Regions from separate parts of the Homo sapiens genome. Here region 2 is linked to region 1. A link is an interaction called in ENCODE POLR2A ChIA-PET data of the cell type or tissue named here. Cell type or tissue: MCF 10A. All regions are shown on one strand. Each heading gives the region's core, and the rest is flanking DNA. Links, peaks and the distances in the headings are about the cores only.

Region 1 (5,385 bases), core at 212-5,211:
TCAAATGTAAAACACTCTCCTCTAACTCTGACAGCCCCCAGTGCCCCATCTGCCCTAGAAAGCACTGTGCTGGGGACCTGAATAGCACCATATACTGTGGAAGTGCAGAGATCTGGCTCAGGTTATCACAGAAGGCAATAGGCAGAGATGCCATTTGAACTGGAACCCCAAGTACATACTGTCTGATTTTTTTTTTTAATGCATAAAGGAGAGAAAATGGGCAGCGGTAAAAGGCTATCAACTTCTTCAAGCTTTGGTTTGTGCTTGAAGCCTCACAGGGCTGTGCAGAGGATGTCTATAAAGTACCCTTGGTCTGAAATGCAGCAGGTGCTCAATACAAGACTAAAAGGTATGTGGGGGCCGAATCTGTGGGTGTGCCTTACAGAATCAAGGTCATCAATCTATTCATGTTTAGGAAAACCAAATCTGTAGCCATTTCATGGAGTGGCTGCAAAATTCAATTAAATCTACCAATATTAATGAGATGCCTGAATATAGACAGATACTTGCACATACATACACACAGACCACTGTGTATATACCATGAAATGTCTGAGCTTGCATATATTATTGTGCAGAAAGAAAAGTGAATTGGCAAAATAATAAAAATAAGAATAATAAGAGTCTTCCTTGTTAATAGCTAAATTCATATCATGATACTGTAAAGAAGGAAGCATTCTGGGAATAATTTTAAGATAATTCAGTACTCCTTAATTCAATAAACATTTTATGTGTCAGGAGAGTGTCAGGCAGAGGCATACAAAGGATACTGTCCCTACCCTCAGGAGCTCAGTTTACAGAAATCATGTACTATCTAACTAGAAAATAATTTAGTGATGTGAGGACAAGTCATCTGGTCCGTGTTGCCTGTTGAAAACAACAACAAAACCTTTCCCCAAAGCATGAGAGGAATACTAAGACCAGAAAAAAGTTTTTGTGATTAAAATTTTGCTTTTCTTCTTTCATCCAGCCACCCAATACCTTCCAAAGTCACCCTTTCCTTACCATCACCAGCTTGCCATTGTCTTAGAGGAGTCTCTCATTTTTGGCTTTCAGGAACCTCTTAATGGGGATTTCTATATCTAAGCAAGACATTTTCACAAGCCATCTTGATACAATGCTGTCAAAAAATGTAGTTTTTTTCATTACCATGACTCCTTCTCCATTCCTAATCTTGTCCCCCTTGTAGCCAGATTTAACTTCATACATTTAAACATTTCTGTAAGAAATTTGTTAGAACTCAAAGCAAAATTGTATCAGTTCTGTCCCCCAAAACTATGGTTCAAAGGAGTACTCTGATTATAAGTATAATGCATTTATTTTGCTTAGGCACCAGAGAGATAGATGTCTTAGCAGCAGTTCCAAGGATTTTGGGGGCAGTCTTGACTGACATGATCCTAATGTGGTCCGGAGGCTCAACATCCTGCCATACCCAGGGTTTATGATGTACCTATTCAAACAAGGTTTGCAAATTTGTAACAGAGATAAAATGTGGAAACCCTTCCTCTAGACTTTCAAATAGAAAACAAGTAAGTTCCATCATGACTTAGCCAAATCCATGTCTTAATTTTAAAAAGAAAATCAGTGACTCAAAAGGACATCAGAGGACGATGATTCAGACCATGGAGAGAGAAGCCCCGTCAGAGACTGAGCAGGCTCCAGGCCTAGAGTGACTGACAGCTTTCTCTGAGAGGACTGTGTATGGTCAACATAGTAGGGCTTATGTGAGTGTGTCTTCCAGATGGTTTCCACTCCCATTCCCTCCCTTACCCCTGTCCTGGTTGCCACTCTAAGTAAAGGGTTTCAACAATAAGGAAGCTCAAGATGCCAAGTCTGTTCTGCACATTATTTGAGATTGCTTATGTTTATGGTGTTTTCAGTGCTAAAGTGTCTGCATAACAAAATGACTTCAAAGTAGTCACACAAGAATGGGTAAAGCAAAAATATCATATACCACTCGGCCTGCAGGCTCTCTTCCCTGCAGCCCTCCTCTTCCTTACTGGAGTTAGCCTAAAATGCAAAGAGGCCACTCCCTCCCTCATCAGTTTACAAGCTTGCTATGCTCTCCACCAATCCAGTCAGAGCCTGGCCCTGGACTTTAGGCAGGGAGTGACTAAACAGCCATGCTTTAAGCTATGTGACTGCTAGAGGAAGATTTAACATTGGTACACAGAAAGTGCCCTGACACAAAGGGTTTCAAACAACTCTTGCATGCTTCCATCACACAGACAGTGCTGCTTCAGAACACATCCAAATGCACAGCACTCAAATACTGCTTCAAGTGTTTTAAGTCATGTCAATACATCTCAGAAGTGGCTACAAGAAAATGACTATGTTGAAATATCACACACAGATTACATATATATTTTTTGAGAGAAGCAAACACTTGGATCTGCAAGCAGGAAGTTGGTATTTATTACTACGTATCTGCAGGGGCTTAAAGTTATCTGATAAAAGACTAGAGACAATCCTCCCAGAACAGCTGGGTAGAAGCGAGAGACCTTGGATCGGAACAGAGACTGCTTCAGGGTAATCTGGAGACAGGCATCAGGTCCTTGGGAGCTCTACATAGTACACATATTTTTATTACAAAATATAAGCTTGATACAAGCTTGTACCTTCAATATGAAAGCTCCATTTCTATATACTCAGACTGATTTCTGGTTACCCAGAGAGGTCAAAACCAAGCAAGATACACTCATACAGAATCAAATCCTAAAAGCTTGATTTCTCACTGATGTGCTACAGATTACAAAGCAAGCAAGGCCCTCCTCTAGAGCTGGCCCTGCTGTTTTTCCTGGCTCATTTCCCTGGAACTCCCTGCCTCTCAGCTCGCTCTAGGAGTCCCTTGCCTGTACACCTATAAAATCCTATTTCTACATCTATTACAGCCTTGTAATATGGTGTGTAATATGTTGTGTTTTAAGTTTGGGAGACTTTTTTTGTTTACAGTTTCTTTTGAGAGTGGGAATTAAGACTCACCATCTAGTGCCTAGCACAGTGCAACACATGGTATATGCTCAGAAAAAAACTGGTGTAATTAATCCTAACATCACCTTTTCTCATATTCATGCAAAAAAAGAAATAAAATTAATGTATGGCATTTTCAAAGTCTATGTTTGCTTGCCAACTATTTACAAATAACAAAGAGGAAATGAAATAAAATGTTATTTCAGTAGACATATATAAGTGCACATTCATATGCTTACAAAGAGCTCTGTGGGTTTAAAATACTCGAAGAATTAAGTTAAAGAGGAGTGAGGCTCTATTTTATACTCTAGTTAAAATTTTTCATTTGGGTTATTTGGATTCAGCAATTCTCTCTAATGCTGGTCTGTATAAATTCAATGTGAAGACACAGGCAAACAGTCACCTAAAATCTCCTTTTAAAAGTCAAAATGTGGGGTGGAGGGAAGGGGGAGGGACAGCATTAGGAGATATACCTAACGCTAAATGACAAGTTAATGGGTGGAGCACATCAACATAGTGCATGTATACATATGTAACAAACCTGCACGTTGTGCACATGTACCCTACAACTTAAGGTATAATAATAATAAAATTTAAAAAAGTGTGATTACATTTGCACTAGTAACATTGCAGGCCCTTGCTAGTTCTTGAACTAAGGAGCAAAGGCAATTACAGCCTTCTTCAGAGCTGGCTAATGAGAATATGCTGCTCCTATCCCTCCTACCTTGCTTACAGTCTCCAGCTGATATGCCCTTTCGTCTCCAAAAACTGTTGGTCAGTTCTCTAGGTCCCCTTTGAACAAGTATCACTTTTATCCTCATTTCCTTCTTGAGTTCTATAGCGGATGTATCCAGTGCCTACAATCTGCCAACAACTGTGCCCAGCATTGGACAGGATGCAAAAATAAAAACGACGCTGCACCTGCTCTCCAGATACTCAAGTCCAAGGCTCTCCCTCCATCATGGCTTGCTAAAGCTACCAAGAGCTACCTATCACAGTCCCCTTCGGCCTCCGCAAATCAAATACGTCCTCCTCCAAAGAAGGATTACTTTCAGTGTTCCGAATTTATGTTGAGAACAAGTTTTCTGCACCAACAAAATCACCGAAACCTGCAGAGGTGCGGCACTCAAAATTTTCCTGGATCAATGAATACATCTTCAAAGACTCCACACGTTAAATCTTCCTAAATTAAATTGCTAGAAGACTGCCTAGAAAAGCTACAGTGACAACCCTCTGCTCACCTCCATGCCATTCTTGCCACTGAAATCTGACATGCTGTCACATCCAATCAACTCAGTGACAAGTCCTAGGATGATGCCAGAGGACCCTCACTGGAGCTTTCTATATGCCAATGGTAGGCTTGCTGACAGAGAAGAAAATCTACAGAGATTTGGAATGAAGGCACATGTCTCCAAAGATTTTAGTGCTAAACACCTGCTAAAGGAAGACATCCCTAAAATTTTTATAAATTGTCAAATAGGAAATGCCAATTTCTAAAACTATTCTAGACTAGTAGTTCTAGCTTTATTGCTTAAAGGTTAAAACACACACATACACACACACACACTCACTCACATATGACTGTTCTCTTCAAATATGTGTACTTCAAATACCTACTGATTGAGAAAACAGCAATCCCTACAATAACTCCCGAGGCCCAAAGACTGGGAATCATTATCATAAATCAGTTCCAGTCTGGAGAACTTTCTATTTATCATATGACTTATGGCCCCTAATCTCTGTAGAAATCTCTGTAGAGATGAGGGGCCATCTATTCAAACAAGTCTAGGTTTGCTTCCTAAATTTTCATAAAATGAAGGCAGACCAATCTATTAATGAATTTTAAAATTAAGGATCTTTTATTGGCAGTGGAAATTGTGTACTCTAAGCCCTTACCAGAGAATAAAACCTCCAATTATCTGAAGACCACCTTTAATTCAAAGCCCATTTATGAGAAAACAGAAAACAAATAAATGAACACAAAAAACTTTCACAGAACTACAAGGCACCTGAAGGAAATATGCAATCTATCTGTTCCTTGTACTCTTTAATTGAGTCAAACCATCAATAAGCTCAGCACTTGTACCTATGGTTCTCATCCCTAGATGTATACTAGGCACCTACGGAGCCGAAACCTTGTTCCCCTTCCCCAACCCTATAGATTCTAAGGGAATTCTGCACTGGTTCTAACAGACAGCCAAGGGTGACAGCCACTTACTTATACCTCTTATAGATTTGCTTTTCCTAAATCTAAATCCTTATAGATTCGCTTTTCCTAAACTGTGCTTTGGTGTTATGTCCGCTGCTTCCACTTAGTAACATGAGAATTAGCTATCTAAAATGCATTACTAAGTTTTGGGAGGTGTTGTCATGATGACACCCTTCACATAGTCAGTCTCACAGGAGAAATCTCTT
Region 2 (5,385 bases), core at 60-5,059, 57 kb after region 1:
ATAAATCATCAAAACTTAAAATTTACATTTCTACCCTTACGTCTGTCTCTCAATAGGTGGGTAGAAAAACTAGAGTTCTTTTTAAATGACAAAATTATAAGGCCCCTCTGGTTTAGAAATTAAAACTGCTTACCAACTTTTCTTCTCCATTGCTTTTTCCACTGATTTAACTAGCACTTTAGCCTTCAGTTCATATGAAAGAGAGAGACAAACATTCGTTGTGACAGGGAGAACACACTAAGTACAACAAATATTTTGCAAGCAGATAAGAAGGGGAAAGTAGGTCAATATCCTGTGGCTAGGAAGAGGCAGCCTCAGCTTCCATACAGGGCTGTTTTATATGAGTTAATCATATAAAGTTGATCGAGAGTCCATCATGGATACATGCTGGACTCTTCTGTTGACAACCTCCCACTCTGACCCATGCTACTGGTATACAAACAGTACTTAGCAGGCAATGAAAGAAGAAAGAATGAGAGACACATCTACTGCTTCTCATGCATGTGCAATCTAACTGAGGAAAGAATACTTAAGAGTAAGATAACCAGTATAATATGTTCATATAGGGCAGGCGATTCACCTCAAAAGGAGGAATATAGAGATGAACATTTCTGTTTAGAGGTACAGCTACTATCATACAGCAGGAGAATCACAGAAGGATAGCTGAAGAGGTGAAACTCGACCATGAAAGGTGAGTTGGATGTGATTAAGCAGAAAAGAAGTTTAAAGCAAGAATAAAAAACATATTCAGAAGACGGTGACCTGGCAGAATGGTAGCAGAGGACGGCCGGTATAGGAGCCTGATGAACAATGAAGCTGGGATGAAAGGTAAGCCAAGGCTAGACTAGGAGTCAGACCTAAGGAGCTCACAGGTGTTAGAGTGGTGGGAATGGGTGGGCGGGGAGAGAGAAGCATTACATAGCCTAACCAGCGCATCTGTGCTACAGTCATTACTTATGTCACACATCAAGATGGCAACAACTAAGGCTCAGAGTCACTGGTGATGGTCCCATGGAAGATAAAACTGAGGTCAGCCACTACATACAGATGACAGGGAGCCACCAAAATGATTTTGAGCACAATAGAGACAACAAATTTAAAGGAGGCTTAAGCAGAGGATGGGCAGTCTGAATTTGTTGGCAAAGCGACTAAATGCAGGGAGGAGGACTGCTCTGTGCAGTTGTTCAGTTTGTGTACTGCATAAAAGTGGGCCAGCTGGGGAGGAGGGGGGGCGGCAGAATAAGGTGACTAAAATAAAGTTGAGCTCCTGTGGGATTGTGTCTGCCCCAAAGAGTGCCTTTTTCTCACTGCATACAGGCCCTATACAAGACAGTATATCAAGGAATTCATCTGGGGCCCCAATCTAGTAGTTGAGGAACAAGAATTAGGATAATGCTAATGGAAATGAAAAGGAGATGTGCCAAGGGAAATCACAGATGAGTCTATCATAAAAGGTGGGAAACTAATTTGACAGAGGTGGAAGAGAGACAGGAGCGTTTAAGACTAAAGTAGAGGTTCTCTTATCCAAATGCATAAGGATTGACAATTTGGCTTATTTTTTTTTAAGTCAGTTAAATTTGGAAGTCATAAAAAATGATACATACCTAAACAAGTCATTTTAAATGAAGCTCTACAAATATACATTTATTGTCAATCTTTTGTTATAGTGCTGGAGCCTTTTCTTTGAGTATATGTCCACTGTTGTACTCAATGGTCTTTCTTCTATAAACCATCCCAAGGCATCATCCTCCAAGTCCAATTTATTTAAAGAACAGTGAGGTTCTAAAGAGCCCTGGAAAGTGAAGTGCGGTAGACCTCATTACCCTTTACAAATGCCCCATACCCCTCTCTACGTCCCGCCTTGCTGAATTCAGGCATATAGCCAATAAGACCTTTGCAGCAGGCGTCCCCTCTGCCACAGGGACCAGCAACGTTCCAGAAGGTACTGCCCCATCAGACTGTGTTCTGGAGTAAGGTTAAGGACAAATGGAGCAGAGTCCCCATCTGATCCACAACGGACACACAGTGTGAACATGGGTTACTGCTTTGAGCCAGTACGATTATCGAGTTTTACATAATCACAACTTAACCCACCAATCATGAATGACTGATAATATCAGTGAGGATACTTTTATTTTATGATCCCCCAAATTTTTTACTTATCTCAGCCACTCCTAAATTAGCTGCAGTCATTTATGGAAATTCATTCTTATCAGGTGATTTCCAAAGAATTCAAATGAATTTTCATAGAAACAACAATTCTTTTGGCACACATGTTTAAAATCATTGTATTAAACTATAATAAGTACACCGGGCACACGCAGGTCTGGGAATTAACACAGTCAGGTCTGGAGAAGCATTCTTCTCAACTGGTGGGAAAAGAAACTCAAGAGCACACTACAGGGTAGCCCTCTAGCTTGGAGCATTAGTGTATCTATGGCATCGGCTGATCCACTTTACAGAGAAAAAGAGAACACCAACAAATCCAGCAAGTCTGGAAGTCAATAAAAGCTTAGACTGTTTTCTAAAGCTGTGAGTCTGGACAATCATAAGAATGAATAGTACTATGGTATTACCAGGTTAAAAATCTGGTTGGCTTTTCAAAAGTATATCCAACTACCATATTTATTCTGATCCAAATATATAGTCATAAGTGCTTAAGTCATTTAGGAAAGCACAAAAATAACACTTCAAATCCACAACCAGACATAGAGTCAAGAGTACAAGGTCACATGTCATTCTATAACTTGGCTCTTAAAGATAGAAAGAATAAACACAGAAATTACTATTAAAAACTAAATTTGAGTTTCATAATTTAAAATTACATACTTCTTTAAAATTGTCAACACAGACAAATGTTTCTCTGAAAAGGAATATCACTCTCTTGAAAAAAGCAAAGGCTCCCAGAAAAATCTGGGTGCTTCTATTGTAAGTAGCTAAATGGTAAATCCATTCATGATTGACATACTTTTAGAAATCTGACATTCACTCTCTTCAAAAAAAATATGTTCTTTTGTGTAAAAATGATATTGATATATTTCAATAGACTACTAAAACACTGTGTAAAGACATATACACCAGAAACCCCAAAACAACCAATGTTATGTAAACATATACACACCAGAAGCCCAAAACAACCAAAACAGTTTAAATAACACATACATACAAGTCAATCCTGACCCCAGTACCATGCATATAAGGCTCCCCACTCAGCACCAAATAGAATAACCTTAACTTCTATATAGCTTTAATTCAAAAAAAAAAAAAGCCTATCTGGGAAAAAAGTAATATTATACCCTCCAAAATAAATCTGCCCCCAGGCTCTACAGGGATAGCTACCCACTCAATCTTATTTTAACCAAAGTAAGCTCTTGAAAAGAAAGGAAACCCTGGCTGTCCACATCCCACCTCCGGACACTCCTTATTTTCCTTAGTGCTTCTCCATTCTCTACTTGTCACAGAATGATGTTCCCAGAGTTCTATCCTCCGCCTTCCTCTTCTCACTCTACCCTCTAAGCAATCCTAACATTATCCACAGCTTCCACCACACGTAGCTGCCCATGATCCCCTCATCTGAACCCCAGGCCCTGGCTTTTCCCTAAGCTCCGGACCTTGCATTTCAACAGTCCCTGAAGCTCCCTCACTGCCTGAATGCCCCACATCCCAAAATGAACCCCTCACTTGTGGCCCTGTCTATGCAAACCATTCCCAACATCACACAAGCCAGAAACTAGGGAGTTATCCCAGACTCCAACTCTTTCTGCCCCACCAACCAAGTCACTCCATCCATTACCTGATTACATCAAAGAGTTCACAGCAATCTTTGACCCAATCACCTCGTTCTCAATATCTACTGTCAGAAAATCATTCAAAATATAGAAAAGGTTATAGGTACAAAAAGGCTCATCACAGTATTATTCACAACAGCAAAGTGGCAGAAGGAATACAAATGCCCAAAAATAAAGGGATGCTGCAGAAAATGATGGTACTCAATGGAATAATACACAACTATAAAATTTATTTCAAATACTATGTAGCAATATAGAAAATGTATGTACTCTATGATTATGATCACATTTTAAAACATTCACATAAAAAGCCTGGAAAAGAATATTCAGAAATGACCACAGTTGACACTTTTAGAGTGGTAGGCCCACAAACATCTTTTTAAACTCCATTTTCCTGCATCCCTTCAGCTGCTGTTCAACCTCCTGCTACATCTGTTGCAATACCAACTCAAACTCCCATAAAATAAAGTTTCCCCCTAAATCCTATTATGCTTGCAGCCCACGGCATGAGATCTTCAAAATTGATTAATTCTTTCAAGAAATCCAACTGGACATATCAACAGCTGCAAAACTGGGCTCCCAACATCTGTGGGGGTTATTAACTGTTCTAGTCAGAAAAGTTCACCATGCACAAGCTGCTGCCAAGACAGCAAACGGTAAAGCTGGAAGCTAAATCACAGAGTAGGTGAAGTCGACTATGTATCTAATGTCCAGCCTGGCTCACTGCCTGCCAGGTAAGGAAGGGGCATTTTCTCCATCCGAGTTGCAGAAGATAGTCAGGTACTACAGCCCAGGGTCCATGAGACACAAAAAGGTCACTTCAAAGGACATAAATTAGTACAAGTTTCCTTTAACATTTTACCTATACCTTTGTATTGTTTTTTAAACTGGCAACCAGTGCTAAGTATTAAGACTGGGCTGGCAGTTCTAGCATTATGTGTTCCATGCTCATGCCATACCCTTGGCATGCCTAGGCTAAACCCAACGACTTGATCCTCCTCCACAGTATTAGTGTGTATGAAGTGGAGATACAAGGTCATGCCAACATCATGTAGCTCTGTGACAAAAGCAAATAAGCAGCTATAACCGCTGCCCTACTCAAAAAGGGGATATAGTCACACACCACATCTGTTTCTGTCAACAACAGACCACACATATAATGGAGGTCCCATAAGTTTAAAATGCAGTTGAAAAATTCCTATCGACTAGTGACGTCATGATGCAATTACTTTGTGTTTTTATAAATTTAGGGTAGCCTAAGTGTACAGTGTTTATAAAGTCTACAGCAGTGTACAGTAACGTCCTAGGCCCTCACATTCACCCATCACTCACTGACTCCCCCAGAGCAACTTCTGGTCTTGCAAGCTCTATTCATAAGTGCCCTAGAGAGGTGTAACATTTTTTATCTTTTATACCATATCTTTACTATTCCTTCTCTTTGTTTAGATACACAAATACTACTGTGTTATAATTGCCTACAATATTCAGTATGGTAACACGTCTGTACAGGTTTGTAGACTAGGAGCAATTGGCTATACTTGTGTTGGCTGTACCTGTATACGGTTGTCTGTCCCATCTAAGTTTGTGTTAAGTCCAC

Evidence for each region. ChIA-PET counts read pairs that join two places held together with the same protein. Peaks named below come from ENCODE experiments on the same cell type or tissue, not always from the same donor. Only the 100,000 strongest peaks of a DNase experiment are listed, where the experiment ranks them.
Region 2: POLR2A ChIA-PET joins it to region 1 with 5 read pairs; 3 of 35 experiments call an interaction of 5 or more read pairs at or near these places.

What each region holds. Positions count from the first base shown.
Region 1 is chr2:191,315,658-191,321,042 of GRCh38, reverse strand. The region is part of intron 3 of MYO1B (myosin IB); the gene reads right to left. Among named protein-coding and RNA genes, the nearest start is that of MYO1B-AS1, 72 kb to the right of the region's middle. In MCF 10A, for the core only: no CTCF peak of the experiment used is centred there; DNase peaks (open chromatin) are centred at 1,642, 2,092 and 2,812.
Region 2 is chr2:191,258,137-191,263,521 of GRCh38, reverse strand. The region is part of intron 1 of MYO1B (myosin IB); the gene reads right to left. Among named protein-coding and RNA genes, the nearest start is that of MYO1B-AS1, 15 kb to the right of the region's middle. In MCF 10A, for the core only: no CTCF peak of the experiment used is centred there; no DNase peak of the experiment used is centred there.